Linked DNA regions of Mus musculus: region 1 is linked to region 2. Evidence: chromatin contacts called from ENCODE Hi-C data. All regions are on one chromosome and are shown on one strand. Each heading gives the region's core, a stretch centred on a gene start or an enhancer-like site at or near the end of the contact. The rest is flanking DNA. Distances are from core to core; before and after follow the strand shown. Region 1 has its middle 12 kb from the start of Zcchc14. Region 2 holds the start of 1700018B08Rik (RIKEN cDNA 1700018B08 gene).

The links. A loop is a pair of places that touch in the nucleus more often than their neighbours do.
Region 1: a map of T-helper 17 cell shows a loop between it and region 2 (2.0-fold over the local background). The contact joins the enhancer-like site here to the promoter of 1700018B08Rik in region 2. A Hi-C loop is called at or near these places in 4 of 37 maps with a recorded cell type or tissue (Patski, T-helper 17 cell, heart and 1 more).

What each region holds. Positions count from the first base shown.
Region 1 is chr8:121,660,563-121,667,006 of GRCm38, reverse strand. No RefSeq gene overlaps it. Among named protein-coding and RNA genes, the nearest start is that of Zcchc14, 12 kb to the right of the region's middle. Within about 2 kb of position 1,551, at least 1 of the 3 ENCODE cell types and tissues checked has a DNase peak (open chromatin) inside an H3K27ac peak, as active enhancers do; it is heart, where a contact is called at or near this core.
Region 2 is chr8:121,540,878-121,546,771 of GRCm38, reverse strand. It overlaps 1700018B08Rik (RIKEN cDNA 1700018B08 gene), which reads left to right and starts at 2,444. Exons shown (of 9, transcript NM_001382232.1): 1 at 2,444-2,481; 2 at 2,616-2,768; 3 at 4,551-4,602. The coding sequence starts at 2,735. 1700030M09Rik (RIKEN cDNA 1700030M09 gene) reads right to left here and starts at 2,384. Exons shown (of 3, transcript NR_045903.1): 1 at 2,050-2,384; 2 at 1,415-1,505.

The DNA of each region.
Region 1 (6,444 bases), core at 302-2,801, 120 kb before region 2:
AACTAGCCGGGCGTGGTGGCGCACACCTTTAATCCCAGCACTCGGGGGGCAGAGGTAGGCGGATTTCTGAGTTCAAGGCCAGCTTGGTCTACAAAGTGAGTTCCAGGATAGCCAAATATATATATATATATTTGGGGTTTTTTTGAGACAGGGTTTCTCTGTGTAGCCCTGGCTGTCCTGGAACTCACTTTGTAGACCAGACTGGCCTCGAACTCAGAAATCCGCCTGCTTCTGCCTCCTGAGTGTTGGGATTAAAGGGAGTATATATTTTTTTAAGATTAAAAAGAAAAGTGTTTGCTGTGGACATGACCATAAAGAAAAGTTCCCATGGGGTTTTTCCAACACTACCTGACTAGCAGTTAACCTGTTGGGGACATTTGGTGATGAGCAGCAAATCCTTGCCCAGTTACTAATGATGTGTAGATGGTTCCAGAATGCTCATCTGATTACTCCCAAGTTCTTATGCAGGGCTAAAAAGCACAACTGGGTGACATTTGAGAAAGGTAACCTGGATGGACAGCAAAAAGCGGAGGGGCTGGTGAGATGGCTCAGTGAGTAAGAGCACCCAACTGCTCTTCTGAAGGTCCTGAGTTCAAATCCCAGCAACCACATGGTGGCTCACAACCATCTGTAATGAGATCTGACTCCCTCTTCTGGAGTGTCTGACGACAACTACAGTGTACTTACATATAATAACAATAAATAAATCTTTAAAAAAAAAAAAGAAAGAAAGAAAAGCGGAGCGTTGAGGATGGAGATAGCTCAGCTGGTAAAGTGTTGGCTACGGAAGCGTGAGAGCCAGAGTTTGAATTCATACTGGGCGTGGAGAAAGCCAGTCTTGGTGGTTTGTCCTCGTACTCCCAGCTCTAAGCTATAAATGAGAGGTTATAGCCATCCCATGATTGACACAAACTCAACAGACTATTTTCCCTCTCCCTTCCTCTCCCTCTTTCTCTTTCTCTCTCACTTTTCCAGGCAGGGTTTCTCTGTGTAGCCCTGGCTGTCCTAGAACTCACTCTGTAGACCAGGCTGGCCTCGAACTCACAGTGATCCGCCTGCCTCTGCTTCGCAAGTGCTGGGATCAAAGGGTGTGCGTCATCACCACCTGGCTGGAGGCTGTTTCTTAAGAGCAGAGAAGATGATGGAAACTCCTGCTGTCAGCCATGCCGCTGGGATGTGCTTGGTGACATAAAACAGTCCCTGTGAATTGAGCAGAGCATCGGAAACACCAAGCATGGAGCATCAGACAGAGGTCAGGCAGTGTGGCAGAGCGAGGTAAAGGAGGCGTGGGTAACAGCGCACACCAGGGCTAGGGTAGGCGCTGCAGTGGCTGCCGGCTAAGCAGCTTTTGCCCAAAGGAGCCACCGAGGGACAGCTGGGAGCCTTCCAAGAGCAGGCAGTGCGGACTCACTTCCTGGAACTCAGCTGAGCCTCTTTCTCTAGGAGACCCCAGACGTTGTCCAAATAAACAAAAGGCTGCTGGGAAACGGCGGCCAGGAGGTCAGGGAGGCTGGCGCAGCCATGGGGAGGAGGCGGAAGTCAGTGTGGTTCTCGGGAGCCTGGGATTGTGGGCTGTGGGCTCTGTGGCTAGCAGCTGGCTCCTGGAGTCTAGGCTCTGCGCAACAAACAGCCCACATGCTGGCAGGCCCGGCCCAACCGCACCAGCGGACACAGGGGCTGGGCCACGGGGATCCATGGCTTGTACCAGGGTGAACACAGACTCTCATGTTTGTTCTTTAAAGCCTCCTGGCTCTTCAGCATCCTGTGAGGGTTACAGACTCATGAGCCTTAAGAAGAAACAGACTGGGACTTAGGAGGTATCTCTTCATCCTGTACCAGCCTTGCAATCCTGAGGACCTGAGTTTGATTTCCAGAACCACATAAAAATAAATAAATAAATAACATAAGCTGGGTGGAGCGGCTTACACTTGTAATCCTAGCACTGGGGAGCCAGAAACAAATAGATCCTTCAGGCTCTGTTTGACAACGCGCCTAGCCTATCATGTCTCAACAGCAACAGAAAAGTCTGGAAGGTGCTTAAGGAATAATTTCTGGGGTTAACCTGTAGTCTCTAGAAGACAGGCAGGCAGGCAGGCAGACAGACAGACAGACAGACAGACACACACACACACACACACACACACACACACACACACACATACACACACACAAAACAGGAGCCTTCACTGGCTACAGATGCATCCAGTGAATACCTTCACAGAGGTTTTTGTCTGGATATCAGGAATGCCTTCAGCCACTCAAAACCCAAAACCAAAGAAACAATAAAACAGCACTAGCTTGTGTCTGTGATCAGCCAGGGCCTGTGGATATTGGGAAGACCTTTTCTTCATCGCTCGCTCTTTAGATCAGACTAGAACCAGACCTTCCCTGGATCTGCATGGCACATTTAGGACCAGGATTCTAAGGAGAGGCAGAGGCCAGGATTGCCCCATAGTATTTGGATTCTGAAAGCCAAAGATCCCCTCGGCTACGTTTGACACCTGCAAACTGCCCAGAAGGGGGAGATGGCAGAAGGAAGGAGTCGCTCCTGGGTCCTAACACACCCACAAGACTGGATAAAGCCAATACCAAACATCATGCTAGCTAGCCTTTGTCTACCCGCAAGACCCGCCCAGAGCTTCAAGTCTCCTGTGAGCCTTTGTGTGTGTTTCTGAACACACTACATGCTGTGTGCACAGGGTCTCCCGCCTGTGTGATTTCTGCCTCACAAGGGGGGAAGCTAGCCCCACTTCCCACCTGTGTGATGTCTGCCTCACCCCTGCTACCCTGTCTTCAGACTAGACTGTACACTTTACCTACGAGTCAGAGTAAACTCCTGTAGGTTGCTTTGTCAGGGTGGTTTATTACAGCAATAGGAAAACACACACAGACACACAGACACAAAAGTTACACACAGAAACTGAAAAAGTTACAGCAAAAGCCTAAGACACAGACATCTCACCGATGGACCCCGCAGCTGGGGCATCCCGACTGCTTCTCCCAGGGAACCCAAGAGAGGCATAAGCTGTGGAGCAAAGGCATCCGCGCCACCAGGCCAGCCTGGAGAGGACATCAAGAAGCTGCCAGAGGGACAAACAGAGTTCACGGACTTCAGTCCACCTGAAGCACCTGAAGAGGGGTAAGAGCTGAGTGTTGGGGGATCTCTGGCCAGCCCTCCGTGGTAGGGCTGCAGGTGAGGCAGATAGTCCCCCGAGTCACACAGTGAGTCAGAGGAAGAGCACTGGGGCCAGCACAGGGCTCACCTGTCAGGCTTCTTTTGAGGATGCGAGCTCTCCACTAGGGAGCATAAGGAAATACATTCATGACGTCAGGGTCTCCCTGGCTCCCCAGCCTTCATGCCCACACTGTCCCCTCACACCAGAAAAGACCTAATGTGTGCTAGGCAGGGTGGCGTATACCTGTGTGCATGTGTGTGTGTTTGTGGGTAGGGGAGTGTAGAAAGAGAGAGAAAACCCAGCACAAAAAAACTCACAAGTGTGTGTGTAGTCGCTGTTGAGAAAATCCAAATCAAACTGGTTATAGATACTCCTGAGAGAACCATTGCATTTTGTCACCACAAGCCATCCTGGCATCTGTACAACAAACTAAACATGGGCAATACCCTGGATCTGCTAGACAGCTGGGCAAGCAGGACACATCTGGAAGGCTGGCTTCTCCCACTTGTCCCTGCCCAGCACCACCAAAAAGGAGCATCCCACGGCAGTGTGGCGCTCACCTCGGGGAAAGTCAAGGGGAAAGCTACAGGAGCAGCTTCCATGAAGCGGGGCTAGCTCGCACCACGGTGAGGCGGACATCACACAGGTGGGAAGCGGGGCTAGCTCGCACCATGGTGAGGCGGACATCACAGCCCCACCATCACATCCACGGTTCAGAAGAAAAAGGTGAATGCTTGAATGCTGGTTCAGATGGCTTTCTCCATCTTAAACAGTCCAGGAGCCCTGCCTAGGGAATGGTTCTGCCCATAGTCAAGAAGGGTCTTCCTACATTAATGAATACAATCAAGATAATCCCACACAGGCATGCTCAGAGGCCTCCTTCCAAGGCGGCTCTAGATTCTGTCAAGTCGACAATGATACTAGCCCCAAGAGTCAGCAAATGAGATGGAAGCATAAATCTGTTAGTCTTTCAGGAGAAGAAAAAATAGGTTTGGTTTTTACCTCCATAATGAGGCATTACACCTTTGTCCCCTGGTCCGGCACTGAAGGCACAACTTGTACGAAAACATCCAAAGCCATGTGAACATTGTCCCTGACATAACTGACTGACACAGGGCTTCCTGCCTTATGAGAAAACAAACTTCATGTTTATGTCACTATTCATTATAGCCAATACGCTGTAACATTGTAGCTGTTGTTGTACCTGTGATAAAATGCTTGGCTACAGTGCCTTTAAATGACTTAATGGATTTATTTGCACTCGAGTCCCGTCTGTCACGGCATGGAGAACATGGAGGAGAGCAGCTTGTTGCTTGCTAAGGATGACCCTAAACTTCTAACCATCCTGCCTCCACCTCCTAAGTACCGGGACCATGCACTTGTGCCACTGTATCTGATTTATGCAGAGCTGGGGGGTGGAACCTGTGGTTTTCCTCACACTGCTCAAGGACTCTACCAACTGAGCCATGTCCCCGACCCAAGCTGTACCTGGGAGAACTTCCTTTCCTCATTTGGTGACTAACGGGTTAACCTCGACGGCCCTCCAAGGCCCTCCCCTGGAATCTGCTTCCAGCACAGGTCTTTTCCATCCTGGGATTATTGCCAGAAGATAAGGAAACACCAACACTATTTTGGAAAACTTCCACTTTGCGAGCATTCCAAGAGAAACCAAACTAGTCCTAATTGATGGGTAAGACCATCAAAGGAAGGAACGGCCAAAGTCCATGGTCCGCACAAAAGTGGACTTTGCTTAGAAGAAGCATCACCGAGACTTATGCAGGAAGTCAGACCGACCACTGACAAGTGTGAATGAGCGCCTACTGTATAAGCAGGACCCACTGAGAGTTGGAAGTCCACAGCCACAGGGTGTTAGAGTGGTCTCTGCTCTTTAGGGGCTTCTGCCCTCATTGGGGAATGTGTCATGTGTCAGTGGGGCTGACCTGTTAGGACACCACAGGCTGCGTGATGTTCGATCACACTGACGGCCACCTTGGCCGTCTGTACAGGTGTCCCAGAAGTCATCCCTGGGAAAACAACGTGTTGGGATATCAAAGAGGACCAAAGGGTGGGAAGGAGCCGCAGGGGTGACAGGTGGATATGTGGGTTTAGAAAAAAAATCCAGACCCACGGCTCAGTTAGCAAAGCCCTTGCCCTGCAAGCGAGAGAGCCTGATTTCAATCCACAGAACCCATGCAGAAAGAGCCGGTGTGATAGCACGGGCTTATAATGGTAACATCAGAGACAGGAAGATCTGTGGGGCTCACTAGCCAGCCAGCGCAGCCTAATGGGTGAGTTCCAGGCAAGTGACAGACTTTGTTATAAAAAAAAAAAACAAAGTGGATGTTGCCTGTGGAAGAGGAGGTAAGATTGCAAATGTCCTCTGGTCTCCATGGGCACACACATGTGCAAATAAATGAACATATAAACACACACAAAAGAAAATATAGACCCCTGAACTATCCCCAATGGGCTGGAGCTAGATTCCAACCCCCAAACACACACACAAAAGCATGCGCGCGTGCGCATGCACACACACACACACACACACACACACACACACACACACACACGCAATCTCAGAGTCACTGGGAGTCAAACATAGGAGACAGCGGGCTCACACAGTGGGGAGAACACAGGGCTGTAATCTGCATTCTGATCTGTCCTTGCTGTCTATGCTGGGCTGCTGGCCTCTTGGAGTTTCAGTTTCTCTGTTTCAGCTTCACTGCCATCATTGCAAAGCAAAGCATCACTGAGGTGAGTCGCTTGAGCAGGGCTGAGGTGTCCGCCTGACTCCTCCACAGCAGCTGAGGACTGACCGCCACTGTGGACTCTTGTCCCACACAGACGGCATCAGGACCCAGCCTCTGTCTGCCGCCCGCCTTGGGGTTCAGGGCAGTGGGTTCGGGACCACACGCCATCCCTGCCGCCTGACTTCCTCTGCACGTGGGCACAGTGATATACTGACTTCAAAGTGTACCACACGGGTGAAATGAGCCGCGAAGGTGCCCTGTCGCCTGGCATCGCTCCCCTTCCTGTTCTCCATGCCAAAACCTGTACTCTGCCGGGCTTGGCAGGAGGCATGAGAAGGGTGCCAGCCTCAAGATGTAGCTCTGTCATTTGCTGTGTGTCCTCTGCAGGCGACTTGGCCTCTCTGTGGTCAGGTTTTCTTCTCATTTTCTTTGTCTGCAAAATCATGATACTCAGAACTGTGGTGCGTTAGTGTTAGCCCACAGGGAATTACCAACTCATGTTGGTGTGTCTGCCTACA
Region 2 (5,894 bases), core at 1,195-3,694:
CCACTGTGCCCGGCTACCACTGCCTTTCAAGTTTGGCTGTGTGTAACCACTTCTGCCCCGGTAGAAATGGTTTTATTTACAGGCTGTACTGGGGACTGAACCCAGGACATTGCAGAGGCTGGGCAAGATGCTGGAGGTATTGTCTCCAGTGACTGCATGGGACTTTTTTTTCTTTTCTTTTCTTTTCTTTTCTTTTTTTTTTTTTTTTTTTGAGTTGAGGGACACTTAAGCCCCACAGTGGGGACAGAATGATGTCACCTTTCTCTAAACTGTTTGCGTCTGTGCAAACAGTAGGGAGCTCATTCCATTTCTCGACTTGCTTCCATTACTGCCCCTTTAAGGCTTTTTTCAACTGTTTCCATAGGGAATATACACTCACATACATCACACACACATCACACACTCATACACACACATCACACACTTATACACACATACATGTATCACACACATATCATACACGCATATCACACACACATCACACACACATATCACACATATTACACATCATATATACATCACACTCACACATCATATATACACATCACAATACTCATACACTTACACACACACACACACACGAGAGAGAGACCAAGTCTCTCTAACTAGATGAGTCTGGCTTGAAGCTCCTGCTCCTGTCACTTCAGACTCTCAGGTCTTGGAATCACAACGAGCTGGTCCCACCACACCTGCACATCCTACTCGAATCTAACAGTACACACTGTTAACTGTCTATGTGATTTATCCTGCAGACTTGGGCTTCTCACTTACAGCCGTCTGTCCCATGGCGGTCGTTTCCCTGCTGAGTCTATGTAACTGCCCGTGTCGGGGTTCCCCCGTCCCGCAGCACCTGTCAGTCACACTCCTGCACGGCTCACTGGCTGACTAGTATTCTGGGGGTGGGTGTACCTCAAGCTTCTCCTGCTATGAGATCTTGGGTTATTTGCAGTTGGGCATCCTGTGAATAGCTCTACACACCCTGGCATATCGTTTGTGTGGGTAGGGTCTTCAGAGTACAGCGAGGCACTGTGGGGGGGGGGGGGAGTCACAGCCTCCAGAACCTGCCCAGGGCTGGAGAGATGACTCACTGGTTATGAGCACTACCTGCTCTTGCAGAGGACTTGGGTTTTGTATCCAGAATCCATATGACAGCTCACAGCCATCTTATAACTCCAGTTCCAGGGGCTTCTGTGCCTTCTTCTGGCACTGTGGGTGCCGTGTGGATGTGCCACACTAACATATATTCAGGCAAACACACATACACAGAAATACTTCAACAACAACAAAAACCAACCCTGCTTCGATCTGACAGTGGCTGCACCATCTTGCTTTCCCTCCCGCACAGGAAGGAGCATGTCCTCGAAGCTCCTCACTGTCCCCGCCATCCCTCCTTACAGGCCACAGTGGTGCCCACCTCTTAATGGCCAGGGTGGCCTCTTTCTGTATGCACACTGGGATGGTGGCCATGTACGACGGGATGTTTGTTCAAGGTCTCTGCACTGTCCCTGTAGAAGATGCCAGTGGAGAAGTGTGGGAAGGAGAAAGGACACAAGGAGCCACCTGAGTAGGGAACACCTGGGCTGGAGACTGGGGAGGAGTCCACATGGGCTAGTGGCTGGCTGGAGCTAGGCATAGCCCTGCCGTTCTGCGGAGAATGGCTGGTGACAGGCAGAACATTTCGGGCTGAGGGGACAGGAGGCTTCATAGAGGGAGCACATGGCACCGTGGAGCAGCAAGGAGCACCGTCGGGGAAGGAGGCTGAGCTGTAGAGTTGGATGGAGTCTCTCGTGTGTGGCTCTTCAGCGTTATCTACTGCCCCAGGAGCCGTGATAAGGATTGTGGCTCCCTGAGCGTCACAGAAGCCCCCGAAGGGGCTGAGGATATACCTGGATTGCCTTGCTAAGAATGGCCTCCAGGTTGCTAAGATAGCTGCAGTGAGGCCTGCAGATATAGTTTCCTGGCTGTCTAGGTGTGGATGAGGAGCTAGAGAGGGTCAGATGTGGGGCAGAGCTGAGAGAACAGCTGGGGGTTGGGTCTGACTCCACTTGCCTGTGCCCCAGTGAGGCCATGATGCAGCCGATTGCTGCCTGGGGTGGGGGGGCACCAGTCTGTGGCTGATCTCTGGAGCTTGCTGCGTGGAGCTGCTGGATCACTCTGGACACCAGGTCTGGACAGCTGCTCCGGGCTCAACGAAGCATTCTCTGGAGTCCTGTGCTAGGTGGGCCTTTTGAAGACAACCACTCAGAAAGTTTCCACTGAGCCTTCCGCACCCGGAGCCCGGGAGACCTCGTTTCTGTCCACGCCTGCAGCTTCTGGGCCTATGCTGCCCTTCTGGAGCCAGGAGGGGGACAAGGGCTGCCTGAGAGGAATGGCTTGTCCCCGTCATCACTGTGGAGCCTCTGTTCCCAGCATTCCATAGTTCCATTGGAAGGCTGGCTTCCACGGAGTACCATGGTTGTGGGGGACACAGACGGTGCACAGGCAAGTAGGTGGCTGCCTCTCCCACACACTTCAAGGGAGCCCTAGGACCATGGGGAGCAGGCTGACAGGCGTCTGGGGAGTAGCAAGTTATTAGAACCCGTGTGGGCCTCTTCCCTTTCCCGCTCTGATGATAGTGAGGATGATGGTGGTGATGCTGTGTCCCACAGCACACTGGAGGGCAGAGTGAAGAAAGACCAGTCACAACCACTGAAAGAACTGGGACGTGTCACCACTGGAGACAGGGAACAAAGGGATGGCCATGATACCAGCGACCCCAGGAGGAAAAGGTAATGGCCAAGCTGGCTGAGCTGACAGAGTGTCAACCCCCGGGAAGCTCACAATACCACAGTAGGGCAAGACGCTAAGAGCCCTGTAGCAAGGGCACGAGACAAGACATGTAACTGACTCTAGTCGGAGGTGCTGGGGTGACCTTGTCTTAGAACCCTCCAACGTCCAGCCTGACAGACCTGGGAAGTGTCCGCAGGAGGAGGGAATATATGTAGTCTGGTCTATCCTGGAACCAGGCTGGCCTCCAACTCTAAGAGATCCACCTGCTTCTGCCTCTCTGAGTATTGGGACTAAAGGCATATACTGCCCCTGCCTGCCTGATTTTTATTTTATATAATTTTAAAAAGATTTATGTATATGAGTATACTGTCGATGTCTTCAGACCCACCAGAAGAGGGCGTCAGATCGCATGACAGATGGCTGTGAGCCACCAAGTGGTTGCTGGGAATTGAACTCAGGACGTCTGGAAGAGCAGGCAGTGCTCTTAACCCCTGAGCCATCTCTCCAGACCCTTATTTTTTCATCTTGTTTTATTTTATTTTATTTTTGCATTTTGAGTCAGGGTTCCTCAGTAGTCTAGGCTGGCCTGGAAGTCTTGACATCCGTCATGCTCTCAAATGGTCTTCAGGCTCCAGGCTCAGCCTCCTGAATAGCTGGGATCCTCTTTCCTGCAGCTTCGACACCTCAGCTGTGGGCTTGCTGTGCTTTCTAGAATGGCTATGGCAGCCATTCTTCTTTCTCTGTATCCACGGGTGTTTCTTTTTGCTGAGTTGTTTCTTGTTGTTTACTAGCAGGGGCCCGGCACCCCGCTGCACCAGCCGCTACCACAGTGCCTGCCCCAGCCCACCAGGTCTCTGGGCTGTTGCCAGCTGTGGACTGTCGGTCTGTGGCGCGAAGCCGAGGGACTGTGGGGGAGGGGAAGGACCCCTTTGGTGGGTGTTGACTGTCCGCGGGGTGCTGGGAAGAACTTGAGATCCTCTAGGGGCAGACCCCCAAGACAGGAATCCAAAGTCGTCACAGGGACTCAGGAAACAGATGAGAAGGTCGGCCAAGGGGCGGACCCCAGAGTCATGGGGTGGTTTTAGGGATGTGCTCTGGAGTGGTTGCCATGGCAGCACGGAGGCAGGGGCAGGTATCCACACCCCCCATCCTCTGCTAAGGGCAGCCCCTGGAGGGAGCCAAAGTCTGTTCCCTTCACCAGTCCAGGTGGCAGCTTTGTTCCCTCGGTATTTAACTTTGGCAGTTCTATGTAAATTGTGGATTTTAACCCCTGCCTGAAGTATGACTGGATTTTCTCCCGTAACAGCTGTGGGCTGTTTCGGAACAGGCAGTTGAGATGTAAGGGAGTACTCGCCTTCCACTATGTGGGTCCCGGGATCGAACTCAGGTTGTCAGGCTTGGCAGCAGGAGCACTCTCCTGCTAAGCCATCTCACGGGTCCCAAACGCTAAGTCTGGTCTGACCAAAGCCCTGGATGGCAACATTTCTTTTAAGTTACAATTCATGCACGTCTGACCGGCGCGCACATGCGAAGCCCAGGTTCTCCAAGCTGTCACCGTATTTGATAACAAACGGCTTTGAGTAGAGGTGTGTCTCTGATGGTATCTGGGATGCACAGAGTGAATGTATCTGACAGGCTGTGAAGTTCTGGTCCACCAAGCTGTTACTCTACTTGATAACACATGGCTTTGGGGATCCCTGGTGGTATCTGCGACCCAAAGAGGAATTTAGCCCATGGGGACCCCCTTTGGTCCGGTCCTACCTCCCTCTGTCTCTTTACAGGGGATCGGGACCGGGTAGTCCTACGCGCGCACAGATCCATCCACAGAAAATGGTGAGTGTCTTCGGGCTGGTCTCCATGTCCACCCAGGCGACGAGAGGATATGGAGCTCGAGCCAAATGTCCTCTCTGTCCCACTGCTCCCATGAGCCACCTGCGAGTAGCCAATCAGCTGTCAGCTCAGTGCACACCCGAATACGACAGCTCCCGATTGGCTGATCGAGGGCCAATCAGCAGGTCGAGCGGGAAGCTGTTGAGAAGCAGCGCAACCCTCTGGCTTTAGTGAGGACCTTGGAGGCTCTGGTCCGACTGGCTGTATAGCACATGCCCAACACAGTGCATCATGACAGATCAGGTCAGCCCAGAGTCCACACGGGTGACCTCGGAGCTCACCTGTGAGTGCCGGGAGCCCCGAGGCTGCCCAGTCCAGCGGTAGCGCAGTGGCGACCTACTCTTTCCAACCTTGGAAATGTCAGGAGCAGGCCTTCAGGCATGGCTGTATCCAGGTGTGCACGGACTATGGTCCCGGATGTTTCCCCCCCCCCCCCCGGCCCTCTCCTTTCCTTTGCGCAGGTTTCTCTCACAGACCAGGTGACCACCCAGACTTCCTGTGGTAATTAGGGTAACTCCTTCAGCAAAGAAGGAGAACAACTGCTCTCGCTATTCTAGCAGGCAGTTCCAAGGGTTATGACTGTAGTGACCAATCTCAGATCAGCTTGACCTCACCTCGAGGCTGGACTACTGTGGGTAGTCCGGATGTTGAGCCGGTCAGCCCCTGAGATGTTGTGCCGGTCAGCCCCTGTGTCTTATTTTCAGTTATCAGTCATGAGAACTGAGTTCAAAGGCCCTTAGCACACCAAGCACGCTCCTGTGATCTCAGCACTTGGGAGACGGAAGCAGGAGGATTGCTGTGTGTTACACGGTGAAATCCTGCCTCAACAAAACACCAAAGCAGACAATAATGATTGAGATTATTATATAAAACCACCCGGCCGCAGTGATTTCTGATGTGAAGCAAGCTGACACCAGCCATGGAAACTCAGTTTTGCCTGGTGTTTGATGTCTGCATGCTAGATGCTCTCATGGCCAATATCCTGGCAGTGTGTGGCTGGGATCCAGGGAGAGTTAACTGTCACTCCGAGCTCATGGTCCTGCTGTGTCCCTCCCACCCCCCCGTCTTCTGTCCCTCTTTGTTCCACTCTGCCACTCTGTCCCCCTTTATTTTGCTGCACCCCCTGTTCTCTTATGTCTTACCCTGTCCTCTTTGAGGCAAAGTCATCAGGTCTACTGGATTTTTGTGACAGTTTTGACATGATCTTCCTCTTACTGCAGTAAGCCTGTGTATAC